Linked DNA regions of Homo sapiens: region 1 is linked to region 2. The links are chromatin loops, found by intact Hi-C in ENCODE. Cell type or tissue: heart left ventricle. All regions are shown on one strand.

Region 1 (8,000 bases), 470 kb before region 2:
TCACACCGGCTCATCCTCCTGAGTGGGCAGCTGACTTCGCAGTGCAGGGATTCCCCTATGTGTGCACTTTGGAAGCCCTTGGACAGTTGGAGAAGTCCCCATGCTCAGGCTATACTCCGATGGATTATATCAGAAAATCTGGGTGGGGTCAGGCACTAGAGGTCTTTAAAGTTGCCTGGATGGTTCCAACGTGCGGTCACGTCTGAGAGTCGCTGCTTGAGATGCATCCTGGATTCTGCCTGGCAGGACTCATGGGCCCCTGTTCCCTTTCGGAGCTTAGAGGGATTGAGCAAAGCCACTTTCAGTTTTTCCACTTGCCAGGCAGGTGCTTGAGGAAGTTATTTGACTGCTCAGAGCCACCGGAGCAAAAATACTTTCCCCAATTTCCCTTGGCAAATGGATCTCACACAGCAGAATAACTAAAGCAAAGGTCTGTGTTTCAGTCAGCCTAGCACTCAGCTTCTGAGGTCTTCACAGATCCCGGGTTCTCCTGGGAGTCAGGGAGAATGGCAGAATTATAGAAGTGTCAAGAGATGCATAGCATCTCCAAACTGGAAGAGACACTGCAAATCATTTGGTGGGGTCACCAACCAAGAGGAGGAAGCTCCTTCCTCCGTGAAATGGAGACCCTGGAAGGTTGGCTTCGTGTGCCTTGAATCCCTGAGGTAGTGCCTGGCAGGGGGCTTGCCCTGGTGCCCTTGGCTGTGACAGTGGTGGTGATCGTGACAACCGTAAGGAACACTGGCTGGGCATTCTTCTGTGGAGGTGTAGCCTCTGTGCCAAGTGTGTCTCAGCTTTTTGCACGTGTACTTCATTTATTCCTCTTAGGAATCGGAGGTGGTAGTTACTATTATTATCTCACCCTTTTCACATTGCCACCTCCATGGAAAATGATGGTGTTTCTACAGCATAGTGGAGTAAAATAAGACAGCTGCCAGAGGTGACGAGCTTGGGCCCTCTTCCCGGGAGCCGTGAGCACTGAGGGGGTCTACATCTTGGGCACCCCGATTACCTGAGCGTGCACCTAGGAGGCTGTGTTTCTGACGCGTGATGATGGTGATGGTGAACAAGAATGTCAGGATGAATTGCCCTGTTGGTTTCTTCTTTTAAATCTTAATTGATTTTTATTTTTTTTGTAGGCGAGATCTTGCTCTGTCACCCAGGCTGGAGTGCAGTGGTGCGATCATAGCTCACTGCAGCTTCAAACTCCTGGGCTCAAGTGATCCTCCCACCTCAGCCTTCTGAGTAGCTGGGACTACAGGCATGTGCCATTTTGCCTGGCTGATTTTTAATTTTTTTTCTTGTAGAGGCAGACTGTCATTATGTTGTCCAGGCTGGTCTCAAAGTCCCGGCCTCAAGCAGTCCTCCTGCCTCAGCCTCCCAAAGTGCTGAGATTACAGGTGTAAGCCACTGTGCCCAACCTGTTTCTTATGTATATGTCACTTGTCATTGGCAGGCAAATTGGAGTTGTTCACTTGGCACAATTTCAATTCTTGGGAACTATTATGGGTTGAATTGCATTTTCCCCAAATTCCTATGTTAAAGTCCTAATCCCCAGAACCTCAGAATGAGACTGTACTTGTAGAAAAGATCTTAAAGATCTTAAGGGATAATTAAATTAAAATGAGGTCTTTAGAGTGGGCCTTAATCCAAGATGACTGACTGGTGTCCTTTTTTTTTACTTTCTTTTTTTTTTTTTTTTTTTGAGACAGGGTCTTGCTCTGTCACCCAGGCTGGAGTGCAGTCGCGTGATCTTGGCTCACTGCAACCTCTGCCTCCTGGGCTCAAGTGATCCTCCCACCTGAGCTCCCCAAGTAGCTGGGACCACAGGCACGAGCCACCAAGCCCAGCTAATTTTTGTTTGTTTTGTAGAGATAGGGTTTCACTTTGTTGCCCAGGCTGGTCTCAAACTCGTAAGTTCAAGCAATCCACCCACCTCAGCCTCCCAAAGTACTGGGATTACAGGCATGAGACACCACACCCAGCCGACTGGTGTCCTTATGAGAAGAGGAAATTTGGACACACATGTGTGCACAGAGAGGAAAGACCATATGAGGTTGCACAAGGATAAGACGGGCCATCTGCAAACCAAGGAGAGAGGCCTGCAGAAAGAAGCAGTCCTTTGGGAGGCTGAGGCAGGCGGATCTTGAGGTCAGGAGATTGAGACCATCCTGGCTAACATGGTGAAACCCTGTCTCTACTAAAAATATAAAAAATTAACTGGGTGTGGTGGCGGGTGCCTGTAGTCCCAGCTACTTGGGAGGCTGAGGCAGGAGAATCATTTGAACCCGGGAGGCGGAGGTTGCAGTGAGCTGAGATTGCGCTACTGCACTCCAGCCTTGGCCGCAGAGCGAGACTCCAAAAAACAAAACAAAACAAAAAAACAAGAAGCAATCTTGCAGCACTTTGATCTTATGCTTCCAGCCTCCAGAACGATGAGACAGTGAATGTCTGTTGTTTCAGCCACCCAGTCTGTGCAATTTTGTTATGGCAATGCTAGCAAACAAATACAGGGAAGAGAACTGTTTGCCACTTGCAGGAATTTACCTTTAGAGCCTCCTTGGGTTTTCCTTGCCTCTGAAAGAGTGGGTCACAAACTTTAGTGGGCTTGCAAACACCTGGAGGTCTTGTTAAAACCTCAGTGATCTGGCCGGGAGCGGTGGCTCATGCCTGTAATCCCAGCACTTTGAGAGGCCAAGGCGGGCGGATCACTAGGTCAGGAGATCGAGACCATCCTGGCTAACACGGTGAAACCCCGTCTCTACTAAAAAAATACAAAAAGTTAGCCGGCGTGGTGGCAGGCGCCTGTAGTCCTAGCTACTTGGGAGGCTGAGGCAGGAGAATGGCGTGAACCCGGGAGGCGGAGCTTGCAGTGAGCCGAGATCACACCACTGCACTCCAGCCTGGGCGATAGAGCGACATTCCGTCCCAAAAAAACAAAAAAACAACTTCAGCAATCTGATGTTTCCATGTGTGGGAGCGAGTGGGGCTTGTAAATTTGCGTTTTCTGGCATCTTCCTAGGTGATACTGCTGGTCTTGGGGACTATCGTTTGAGAGCTACTGCTCTGGCACTTGCAAGCCTGGAGGTGGCTCTCAGCAGGCCCTCCTATTAGCTTTTTGAACATTTTGACTTTGAGAGTGAGGGGAGAGCATGTGGATTAGCCTGCTGGGGGCAGCTGATGCTTCCAGTTGTGCCTTCATTCCTCTTGGACCTGCTCTCTAGGGGTTGAGCATGCCGCACATGCTTTCTTTATCATAGGCCCTCTTAGTTTGACAGCTGAAGGACACAACCCTTTATTTAGTCTTCGGTTCATTCTCCCTGTGTTTTTTGGGTTCTTCTTGGTTCTAGTCTTATATAGGCAGATACATTTCTGGGGTTACCTGGGTTGTACCTGAGGGGGTGAAGACAGTCACGTTATTGAACCTACTGTAAAAATGTAATAAATTCTAGAACTTCCATACCCTCCACAATCCTAGTGCTGAGTATTTATGCAAAGGAAAGGAAATCAGTGTGTCAGAGGGATACCTGCACCCCTGTTCATTGCAGCAGTATTCATAATAGCAAAGGTATAGAATCAAACTAAGTGTCCAGCAACAGAGGAATGGATAAAGAAAATGTGGTGTGTATGCACAGCAGAGTACCATTTGACCCTAAAAAAGAATGAAATCGTGTCATTTGCAGGGACATGGATGGAGCTGGAGGTCACTATGTTAAGTGAAATAAGTCGGGCACAGAAAAGAACATATTGAATGTTCTCACTCATATGTGGAAGTTAAAAAAGTCGACCTCATGGGGCCAGAGAGTGAAGCGATAGATACCAGAGGCTGGGAAGGGTGAATGGCAGGGGTAGGGTTCGTAGAGAGGTTGGTTAATGGGTGCAAAAATACAGTTAGAAGGAATACATTCTAATATTTGATAGCAGAGTAGGGTGACTGTAGTTAACAACAATGTATTGTAGATTTCCAGATAACTAGAAGAGGACTTGAAATGTTCCCAATTCATAGAAATGATCAACCCTTGAGGTGATGGACACCCCAAAACCCTGACTTGATCATGACACATTTGATGCATGTAACAAAATACCACACGTAACCCATAAATATTATATATATATATATATATATTTTTTTTTTTTTTTTTTTTTTTTTTGAGATGGAGTCTCTCTCTGTCACTCAGTCTGGAGTGCAGTGGCGCGATCTTGGCTCACTGCAACCTCCGCCTCCTGGGTTCAAGTGATTCTTCTGCCTCAGCCTCCCAAGTAACTGGGATTATAGGCGCATGCCACCACACCCAGCTAATTTTTGTATTTTTAGTAGAGACAGGGTTTCACCATATCGGCCAGGCTGCTCTCGAACTCCTGACCTCATGATCTGCCCGCCTTGGCCTCCCAAGGTGTTGGGATTACAGACGTGAGCCACTGTGCCCAGCCAGCTATATAAAATATTATGTATCAATATTTTTTAATGTGAGAAATTCTTAAGAAGATCTTTATGTTGATACCACATAATGATAGAGTGTAGAGAGGCTAAATTTGCACAAGGAGGGCAAGGAAGGTTTGACAGAGGTGGTGGTATCAGAGCTACTGTGTGACTGATTAGCAGAGATTTTCTTGGCAGAGAGGGGAGGCCCAAAGTGTTCTCTTCTAAGGCAGCAGTATGTGCAAAGGCACAAGGATTGGAAACAACCAGCCTCTCTAGGGGAAGATTTAAGGAGATAAGTGTGGCTGATGCATGAGGTCCATGGGTGGAGGCGTGGTGGGAGCTGAGAAGGAAGGGATAGGTTGGTGCCACTTGTGTCTACTGGGAGTTCAGTATTAATCTTTTAAGGAACAGGATGTATTAGTTTCATGCTGCTGCTGTAACAAATGGCTTCATAGTGGCATAAAACACCACACATTTATTCTTATAGTTTTCGAGGTTAGAAATCTGAAATGAGTTTTACAGGACTAAAATCAAGGTGTCTGCAAGGCTGCCTTCCTTCTGGAAGCTCCAAGGGTGAATGTAATTCATTCCTTTCCTCTCCTAGCTTCCAGAGGCTGCCAGCATTCCTTGGCTTATGGCCGCATCACTCCAGTCTCTGCATCTGTGGCTGCATCACTTTAGTCTCTGCATCTGTGGCTGCATGGACTTTGTTACTTTGATCCTCCTGTATACCTCTTATAAGGACTCTTGTGATATCATCAGGCCCACCCAGATAAATCCGGCATAGTCCCCCCCATCTCATGAGCCTTAATTTACTCACATCTGCCGATATGGTTTGGCTCTGTGTCCCAACCCAAATCTTATCTCAAATTGTAATCCCTATGTGTCGGAGGAGGGGCCTGGTGGGATGTGACTGAATCATGGGAGCGGACTTCCCCCTTACTGTTCTCATGATAGAATCCTCATGAGATCTGGTTGTTTGAAAGCATAGCACTTCCCACTTTGCTTTCTCTATCTCTCTCCTGCTCTGCCATGGTAAGGCGTGCTTACTTCCCTTTCATCTTTCCCCATGATTTTAAGTTTCCTGAGCTTCTGCAGTCATGCTTTCTGTTAAGCCTGCAGAACTATGAGTCATTTAAACCTTTTTCTTCGTAAATTACCCAGGCTCAGGTAGAGCTTTATAGGTATAGAGATTGGACTAATACATCTGCAAAGCCCCATTTGCCATATTGGGTAACATTCACAGTTTTTGGGGGTTAGAATGTGGATATCTATAGGGGGTCATGATTGAGCGTATTGTAGGGGAATTGAACAATTCAACTCTGCAAGGGGAGAGAAGTGCAACCTGGAAGGCCAGCTCTGCTGCTCTACCGGGTTGCATGAGGGAAGAGGAGAGCCTGGTCCCAAATATTGTCACTGGAGATGGGCAGGAGATGGTGGCTTGAACTAAGAGGGAAAAAAATTGGTGAGAATTTAGTAAAGGAGGCTGAAGACCCAGGAGGCATTGAGACTGACTCTGAGGTTTAAAATGCTGTCATTTTTTAATGGTGTCATTAACCAGGAGAAAGTGTGCAGAGCCTCCAGTCTCCAGTTGCCTGGCATACTTTTCTTGGTCTTTGCAACAATTTCAGGAATCCTTCCCTGACATGCAAAAGCCCATCCCCGAAGCAACGTGCTTTCCAGTTAGCACATGCTGCATCCCTGTGCTTCACAGTGACTTGCCTCACTCCGTTTGCTAGGCTGCAAGTTTCTGCAGCACCATGCAAGGTGCCTGTCCAAGCCAGGCTCTGGTTCTGTCGAGCTCCCCATTGGTATATAAAGATGTAGGTGTCCTTTGCGAGCTGCGCAATTGGCTATTGCCAGGATGCCCTTCTCAGGCTCCACGCCTTCCTGGAATGAGCCTTGGGGTTGAGTAGTTAACTTTGATATCTCCTGTTAAGGGATTTTCTAGTTTTTTTTTTTTTTTTCTTCTAGGAGGATATGTGGTTTTTAACATAGACATAAATAAGTCTAATAGGTAGAAATGACTTTGAAATAATTCATCAAGGAGGAATAATTCAGCTAGAAATAGCAGACACCAGTTTTCAAGCCTTCTTGCCTGTGTATTTTCAGAAATGTGCTCTCCTTTGAGATATTTCTCTCATCCATTTCGGTAAATATCTGTTGCGCTCATTTGCTGATGGATGGTGAACCTGCTTTGTCTCCTGTGTGTACTGGCTCTTTTATTCCCCTTTATCCTGCTTATTCCTTACAGCCATGGAGAACAGCAGGTTTCTTATTTTATTTTATTAAGTTCTGGGGTACAGGTGCAGGAGGTACAGGTTTGTTGTACAGGTAAACGAGTGCCATGCTGGTTTTCTGCACCTGTGAACCCATCACCTAGGTATTCAGCCCAGCATGCATTAGCTATTTGTCCTAATGCTCTCCCTCCCCCCACCTGCCCCCACCCCCACTTCCCAGCAGGCCCCAGTGTGTGTTTTTCCCCTCCCTGTGTCCATGTGGAGAACTGCAGGTTTCTTTACTTAAAAACAGGGCATGGGATGTTGAAGGAGACTGTTCCTTTCACTTGGGAATTCTGGTTTATGTCCCAAAGCTGAGAGCAATAGGGGCGTGTTTGCCATTTTTTCAGAGGGATGCTGGATGCCTCTGTGGAGGACCTACCAAGGGATTCACAAGATTCGTCCTGCAGCCTGGATGGCACTTCTCTCTAAGGAAAAGATGAGTTAATGGAGGAGAAAGTTGGAGGGAAGAATGGGTGTTTCTTTTTCCCTCCCAACAGGAGGGACTCCTCCCCAGGTCAAATGGGGAAATTTAAGCAAACCCCCCATACAGATTGGGATGCTGGCTAGGCATGGTGGCTCATGCCTGTAATTCCAACACACTGGGAGGTCGAGGTGGGTGGATCCCTTGAGCTCAGGAGCTTGAGAACAGCCTGGGCAACATGGTGAAACCCCGTGTCTACAAAAAATACAAAAAAAAAAAAAAATTAGCCAGGTGTGGTGGCATGTTCCTGAGTCCCATCCACTGGGGAGGCTGAGGTGGGAGGATGGCTTGAACTGGGGAGGTGGATGTTGCAGTGAGCCATGGTAGCACCACTGCACTCCAGCCTGGGCAACAGAATGAGATCCATCTCAATAAATAAATAAATAAATAAATAAATAAATAAATAAATAAATATTAAAAAAAAGAGATTGGGCTGCCTGCCAGAGGAGGCTGGCCTCTCCTTCACTGGCTGGGTGCTGGCTGAACTGTGGCACTCATAGGTCCATCTTCATAGGCGAGAGCAGGGTTTGATGAGTGCATTCTTGGGATCACCTGAAATAGGGAAGAAATTGATGTGACTTCTCTGGACTTGGAGGAGCCTCGGTGAAGGTTGGGGTTGTGCCTGTCTCCTGTCTCCTGCTTGGGGAATTCTGAGGGCAGGAGTTTGGTAGGCAGGAAGGGTGGGCAGCAATAGAGTGGCCTACATGGCTTCTTCTAGCATGACCAGCAGATGTGAGACTTGAGGCCTCATGGAGGCAGGAACAGGGAGGAATTAGGCTGGCTGCAGAGGGGATCTGGCACTGAGGCTGCCAAG
Region 2 (8,000 bases):
GACTCTGTCTTAAAAAAAAAAAAAGATTTATCAGTATTGGTTTATTAATTCTAACAAATATATCTAACCCGTGTAAGATTTTTATGATAGGGGAAGTTTGTGTGTGTGGTTGCGGGGGATAAATTATGAGAACTCTTTCTACGATCTCAGTCAATTTTTCTGTAAATCTAAAACTGTTCTAAAATAAAGTCTAATACTAATTTTAAAAAACATTCCATGGGCATTGTCTCATGCAATCATGTCAGGCAGCCCTGGCCAATTCTGGATGCCTGGGTCTGAGAAGTGGTCATCCATTTGCCCAAGAGATATCACTGCCATTTTCTAACACTGGGCCATTATTAGCTATAACAAAGGAGCCAGTGGCCTTGGGGTGTTCTTCTCAGCAGAGCCATAAAAGTGCAGTGATACAGACACTTTAGTCAATACCATTAATAGCTATTACAGAAAAGCCAATTGGGACTTGGATCTGTGGGAATCCATCTTTCTGCTCCCTTAGAGAATAAGAGGATGTGTCAGAGACTGCTGGCTGCCTACCCAAGTTCCCCTTCTTCTTGAGTTGGATAATTCTACCCCATATTGCTGTGTTCCGCAATGCATGCAGCTGGAAAACCACAGTTCCTGGCCTCCCTTGCAGACAGGGGTGGCCAATGAGAGGTAAGTGGATGTCATTGGGTTGAATTATGGGAATGCTCTTTAAAGAGGATAATTCAGCTGGGTGATACACCCTTTGGCCCTTGCCTTCTCTTTTTACTGCTGCCTGGAATACAGACATAATGGCTGGAGCTGCAGCAACCATCTTGCAAACTATTTTGCAAAGATAAAAGTGGCTTTGAAATGGTGCAGTAGAAATATCAAGGCTCAGCCTGGCACAGTGGCTCACGCCTGTAATCCCAGCACTTTGGGAGGCCGAGGTGGGAGGATCACGAGGTCAGGAGATCGAGACCATCCTGGCTAACACAGTGAAACCCCGTCTCTACTAAAAATACAAAAAATTAGCCAGGCGTGGTGGCAGGCACCTATAGTCCCAGCTACTTGGGAGGCTGAGGCAGGAGAATGGCGTGAACCCGGGAGGTGGAGCTTGCAGTGAGCCAAGATCACGCCACTGCACTCCAGCCTGGGCGACAGAGTGAGACTCCGTCTCAACAAAAAGAAAAAAAAAAGAAAGAAATATCAAGGCTCCTGATGAAGCTACCATACTAACTCTGGCTTTGCCTACTTAAGAGTTTCTTTACAAGAGAGAAAAATAAAGTGGAAAATGAACCTTTGGTTTATGCCAGTCATCTGGATTTCTTCATATGCCATTGAACATCATCTTTATTGCTCCAGGAGCAGATTTCTGCTGATTCAGAAACAGTGTAGTCTAAAATTCGGGTACAATGGTTTGACCTGAAGATGAAGATGTAGTGTTGGGTGGAAACATTCCGGAGCTCATAATTTTGTAGGTGAGTTAGAAATAAATCAACCACTGCCCCACACAAAAGCCACTCACTGAAGCAGATCAAACACTCTGTCAAATCTACAGCCTGAGTAGAAGCAGGCCAGAGGAGAGAAGATTCTCCCAGGCTGTGGTTAGGCAGCATGAGGACACATGGGCCACGTACGAGATGAAAAAAGGATTGGGAGGCTGAGGTAGGTGGATCACAAGGTCAGGAGTTTGAGATCAGCCTGGGCAACATGGTGAAACCCCGTCTCTACTAAAAAAAATATAAAAAATTAGCCGGACATGGTGGCAGGTGCCTGTAATCCCAGCTACTTGGGAGGCTGAGGCAGGAGAATTGCTTGAACCCAGGAGGCGGAGGTTGCAGTGAGCCAAGATCGCACCATCGCACTCCAGCCCAGGCAACAGTGCGAGACTCCATCTCAAAAAAAAAAAAAGAAAAAGAAAAAGAAAAAGAAAAAGGAAAGAACTTCTCAGTAGACAAGTCCCTGACAATTTCAGTGTCAGGAGAGGTGACATGGAGACGAAGAACCTAGGTAGGGCCAGACTCCCTAGGGCCAATATATATTGAGTAGTTTGAGGCTAGGCCTATACTATGCATTCTAAGATTGGAGCCACCATCAGTAGATATAGCTCTCAATCTCCTTAGAAAGTAAGTGGAAACATGCGATATAATTTTCCCCAAGAGAGGCCAGGCACAGTGGCTCATGCCTGTAATCCCAGCACTTTGGGAGGCCTAGGTGGGCAGATCACTTGAGGTCAGGAGTTTGAGACCAGCCTGGCCAACATGGTGAAACCTTACCTCTACTAAAAATACAAAAAAATTAGCTGGGTGTGGTGATGTGCACCTATTATCTCAGCTACTTGGGAGACTGAGGCAGGAGAATCACTTGAACCTGGGAGGTGAAGGTTGCAGTGAGCCGAGATCTCACCACTGCACTCCAGCCTGGATGACACAGCAAGACTCCATCTCAAAAAAATATATAATAATAATAATAACTTTCCCCAAAAGAATGTGAGTAGATATCACAGGTAGCTCTTTGGGGCTGCGCTTTTGTGGGGTGACTTTGCCTTGACCACGCTCCCTTTCTCCTTCTGGGCTGGATGCAGAAAACAACAGGGCCTTAGGGGATGGTAGAGCCATAAGGGGGAAGGAATCTAAGTCCCTAAATATCTGAATGAAAGAGACCCTCCTCATTGACCTGAATACCAAACCAGGATTGTTTTGTTGAGCCATTTCATGTCTGGGGTTATTTGTTACTGCACTTTAGCCTGCTCTAGCTATAACACAACATCTTTTACATATTGTGTTAGTTATCTATTTCTGCATAATAAATTCTCCCAAAATCCAGTGACTTAAAACAACAGCATTTATCACCTCATAGTCTCTGGGGGTCATCTCCTGAAGGCAGCTTTGGGGAGTCCTTTGCTTCAGGGGCTCTCCCAGGCTGCAATTAAGATGTCGGGTACAGCTGGAGACATTTGAAAGCTCAACTGAGGGAAGATTCCTTTCCAAGATTCACGATTGTTGGGATGATTCAGTTGGCCTGAGACCCTCTGTTCTTTACTGGCTGTTGGCCAGAGGCCAGAGGCCTGAGTTCCTCACCATGTGGGCCTCTTTGTAGGGCAGCTCATGACAGTACAGTTTCATCAAAGCACGTGAGCAAGGAGCACCTTTGAGAAGAGCTGGCCCGACGGAAATCAATTTTGTGTAGCCAAATCTCAGAAGTGAAATCCCATACTTTTGCCATAATCTTTTTGCTAGAAGTGAGTCTCTCAGTTTGGCCCATCGCAAAGGGAGGGGATTATAGAGGGGTGTGAACAACAAGAGGCAGCCGTCGCTGGGAGCCATTTCAAAAGCTGTCTACAGGCAGGGCAGGACGACTCACGCCTGTAATCCCAGCACTCTGGGAGGCCAAGGTGGGCAGATTGCTTGAACTTAGGAGTTTGAGACCAGCCTGGACAACATAGTGAGACCTCGTCTCTACAAAAAATACAAAAAATTAGCCAGGTGTGGTGGCGTATGCCTGTGGTCCCAGCTACTCGGGAGGCTGAGGTTGGAGGACCGCTTGAGTCCAGGGAATCCAGGCTGCAGCGAACCATGATAGCACCACTGCAGTCCAGCCTGTGCGACAGAGCAAGACCATCTCAAAAAACAAACTAAAACAAATCAAAAACCCCACACTGTCTTCCACACATAGTAGTCTCACAAGACCCCTGTTTAGATACAAGATTTAATCTAATTTGGAGAGGCCCATTTAAACAAGGAAACAGACCCAGAGAGGTTCAGTACCTTATCCCAGGTGACTCGGGTCATTGGTGGTAGAAGGAGAATGTTCTGTGAGATGCTAGCACCTGTGGATTTGCACACCACCACCTACAATGCAGGCTGCATTGTGCCCTGTGGTGAGTCTGCCTGGAGGAGGAGTCACAAAAGGGCCTGCAGTATTTGACTATGGAAGCAATTATTAAAGAGGCTGCCCACCCACTGCAATCCCTGCGGATTCCCGGATTTCATGAGCTGCAGGGCTGGCCTCCAGCCTCAAAGAGCTGCAGGCCTAGGAGAAAATCATGAGTGTGTGTGTGTGTGTGTGTGTGTGTAACAGAGAGAGGGAGAGGGAAAAGGAGAAAGAGGCAGAAAGGGACAGGAGAGATGAAAAGAGATAAAGAGATACAGAGAAACAAGTACAGAGTGACAGGGAGAAATAAATAAGGAATTAGAAAAATAGAGACAAGAGAGAAATATTTACAGAGAAAGCCAAAGAGAGTGGAAGGAAGGGAGGAAGGAAGGAAAGATAAAAGAGGGAAAGAAGGATAAAAAGAAAGAAAAGGGAGAAGGAGAAAGAAAAGGAAGGAGAGAGGAAAGTAGGAAGGAAAGAGGGAAGAAAAATGAAGGAGGGAAGGAGGGAGGGAGGGAGCAAGGGAAGGAGGGAGGGAAGGAGCAAGGGAAGGAGGGAGGGAGGGAGCAAGGGAAGGAGGGAGGGAGGGAGGGAGAGGGAGACACAGGGAGTGCCAGTCTTGCAAGGGAGGGGTGCGGGCTGGCTCTCCCAGCACCTGCAGGCGCAGCGCCCCCGCTGGAAATCTGAACTGCATTCTGGTCGTGGCTTCCCCCTAATGTCCTACCTAACCTGTTGAAGGGAATGCAAATTTTAAGGTATACAGCGACAGCAAGCTGTGAAGCGGCCTAGGCTGCCCAAGGCTAGGTCTGGCCGGGTGTTTGGAGCACCCGCAGGCCCCCCGAGGAGGGAGGCGCCCTGAGCAGGTGTCTGCTCCTTGGACGTCCCGCGCGGGAGCTCAGCTGGGAAGCCGGGCTCTGAAGACCGATGCTCTAGCGCCCCCTGCTGGCGCCTGGCCTTGATTCCGCTGCTTCCTTTCCCCTGAAATGAAGGAAAGCAGGAGGGTTGTGAGGCTTCATTGATTTCTCCCCGGCGGAGCAGCGATGCGGATGGGGATGAGGGGTGGTCAGAGGAGACCAGAGCTAGCGAACACGTTCCCTTCTATGACCTGGCCTGTGCTGCGACGCATGGTACCAGCCCTGGGTTGGCCTTGTACCTCCAGGCATTTGGGGGCCTTCCAGAGGCAGGAGGACGGCTTGAAACCAGGAGTTCCAGATCAGCCTGGGCAACATAGCAAGACCCCATCTCTAAAAAAAAAAAAAAAAAAAAAAAAGAATTATCTGGACATGTTGGCCCACCTGTGGTCCCAGCTACCTAGGAGGCTGAAGTGAAAAAATGCATCACTGTAAAAAAAAATCTAGAGTTTAAGACTGTGAAATGTTATTAGTCCTTTCTCACACTGCTATAAAGATATTACCCAAGAGGTGGGAGGATCACTTGAGCCCAGGAGTTCGAGGTTGCTGTGAGCTATGATGGCACCACTGCACTCCAGCCTGTGAGACAAAGTGAGAACTTGTATCTTTTCAAAAAAAAGAAAGAAAGAAAATAAATAAATAATGTATACTTTATTAGAACTATATGTACTTTTGATTAATGCATTAAATAGACCATAAGTGATGGGTCTACTCGCTATAATTTCAAAGTTGTATGAGCATCAATGTTATTACAAGATTTCTGCAGCACCTATAATTTGACAAAAAATCTGTGATTTCTGTTGGTGACAAAAGGTCAGGTTCTGTTTTGTCTACAGTGGTTTGTTGTTTACATTCATAATTAAAGGAAATGTTATCTTTCATTTAGAGGTAAACGAAACAAAGGGAATAATTTTCCCATCCAAGCTCATAGATTCCCTGAATCCTACACATGAAGCCCTGATGAGTCCCATGAACTTGTTAAGCTGCAGAGGGCTGGGCACCATGGCTCATGCCTATAATCCCAGAGCTTTGGGAGACCAAGGTGAGAGGATCACATGAGGCCAGGAGTTCGAGACCAGCCTGGGCAACATAGCGAGACCTCATCTCTATTTTTATTTTTATTTTTATTTTTATTTTTATTTTTAGAGACGGAATCTCACTCTGTCTCCCAGGCTGGAGTGCAGTAGTGCGACCTCGGCTCACTGCAGCCTCCGCCTCCCGGGTGCAAGTGATTCTCCTACCTCAGCCTCCTGAGTAGCTGGGATTACAGGTGTGCGCCACCATGCCTGGCTAACTTTTGAATTTTTAGTAGAGATGGGGTTTCACCACATTGGTCAGGCTGGTCTCAAACTCCTGACCTTGTGATCCACCCGCCTCGGCCTCCCAAAGTGCTGGGATTATAGGTGTGAGCCACCGTGCCTGGCCTTTATTTTTAAAAAATAAATAAAATTTTAAAAATAAAAGAAGCCGCCGAGGTAGCGTTCTTGCTCACATCTTACCTTGCTAGGGCACAGCAAGATGTCAGACACCATCCTCAGAGGTGAAACCCCCAAAAGTATTAAAGGCAGGTAGCAATTCAAAGTATGGATCCCCTGGTCACTAAGAATAGTAACAGTAATCCATTTTTAAAGAATAGCAACCAAAATGCCTTACATGCTGGATACCATGCAAGGGACTTTATCTCATTCCATCTGTCCACCCCAGACCTCTTAACTATCCCAGGTAACCTGACGATATCCCAGGCTCATTTCCTGGGTTATCACAGCCACCTTTCATACCTGGGTCCCTGGAGGGGGCTCAGGTCAGAAGAGGGTATGAGAGCCTGTTTGTCACCTAGGATGTGCTCCAGAGTGATTCAGCCACGCCCTGGCGAAATCTCTGCAGGGGGTTTTCTAGACTCTGTCCTGATAACAGAACCCTCCCATTTTGTCTTTGCTTTCAGCTTTCTTGATTCTAAGCTTCAAATTTTGCCATATACTGGGTCAAAGGTACGTACCTGTAATCCCAACACTTTGGGAGGCTGAGGTGGGAGGATCACTTGAGGCCAGGCATTCAAGACCAGCTTGGGCAACATAGCAAGATTCCATCTCTACAAAAATAAAAAAATTAGCCGGGCATAGTGGTGTACACTTGCAGTCCCAGCTACTCTGGAGGCTGAGGTGGGAGGATGGCTTGAGCCCAGGAGTTCGAGGCTGCAGTGAGCTAGGATTGCACCAACGCACTGTAACCTGGGCAACAGAGTGAGACTCTGTCTCAGTAAGTAAATAAATAAAATAAAATAAACGCCCACCTCTGTGGTCATATCCTTCAGATACAACAGATCAAGTCTTTGGGTTGCAGAGCAAGGATCAACTCTTGTGGCTATCACGAGAGCGCTGAGGTCATGAGCCATCCAGGAGCTGGTTAACTCTGCCCATCAGGACACTCAAGCAAAGGCCAATCCTGGTGGCCCACATCCCAAAGGCAAGCATGAGCAGGGAAACCCTAATCTGCATACAATCGCTTTTACGACAGGGCTGTGTGCTTCAGCAAAACTCTAAGTTTAAATATGGCATTCAGGGCCCCATGAACACCATAGAGAGAAATCCAGAGACAAGCCACTGAGTAGAGGAGATTTGTGCATTAAAATCTTCTTGCCACCAAGGTCCTGCCTGGGTCTCTGACGGTTTCCCATCGCCTAGGTTTCTGAAGCAAGCACTGCAGCAGTGCCATCTAGTGGGCAAAAGGCAAAGTGTCACAACTGAGAGGATCCTCCAAGAGGAAACAGAAGTTGTGGAATTCAGGGGCAAGGACACGGTTGACCTAGACTCAGCTTGACTGGACTTTAGATGGGCTTCTTGACTCTCACCCCGACCTCCCTTCTCTTCTACCATTAACTTGAAGAAACACTGCCAGGCATGGGGGGTGCGTACCTGTAGTCCCAGCTATTCAGGAGGCTGAGGCGATGAGGCAGGAGGATCGCTTGAGCCCAGCAACCACAGATGACCCAATCACAGAAAAAAACATTTGCAAACTCTGGAACAACTCAATGTACTTGGCACATCCCACCAAGCAACCTTACCCCAACATCCTCCAGGACTTTTGCACTAGGGCACCCCAGTGCTTATGCTTAGAAGCCCTCCAGCCCATGGTGTCAGCAGAGTCGGGGTTAGCTTCCCCTATCATCTTGAATAACATCTTCCTTACTGGCGTAACTCTGACTCATGCAAATTCTCTTCAACATAGCTTTTCTGAGCACCCACCCTAGAGTGA

Evidence for each region. Peaks named below come from ENCODE experiments on the same cell type or tissue, not always from the same donor. Only the 100,000 strongest peaks of a DNase experiment are listed, where the experiment ranks them.
Region 1: it touches region 2 in a loop (3-fold over the local background); 4 of 110 quality-filtered maps call a loop at or near these places.

What each region holds. Positions count from the first base shown.
Region 1 is chr7:71,260,994-71,268,993 of GRCh38, forward strand. The region is part of intron 1 of GALNT17 (polypeptide N-acetylgalactosaminyltransferase 17); the gene reads left to right. Among named protein-coding and RNA genes, the nearest start is that of MIR3914-2, 43 kb to the right of the region's middle. In heart left ventricle, a CTCF peak has its summit at 3,154 (motif pointing right); no DNase peak of the experiment used is centred here; H3K27ac peaks cover 1,517 bases.
Region 2 is chr7:71,728,684-71,736,683 of GRCh38, forward strand. No RefSeq gene overlaps it. Among named protein-coding and RNA genes, the nearest start is that of MIR3914-1, 420 kb to the left of the region's middle. RefSeq lists an enhancer at 4,580-4,769. In heart left ventricle, CTCF peaks have their summits at 4,770 (motif pointing left), 4,978 and 7,465 (motif pointing left); DNase peaks (open chromatin) are centred at 4,513 and 4,758; H3K4me3 peaks cover 304 bases; H3K27me3 peaks cover 397 bases.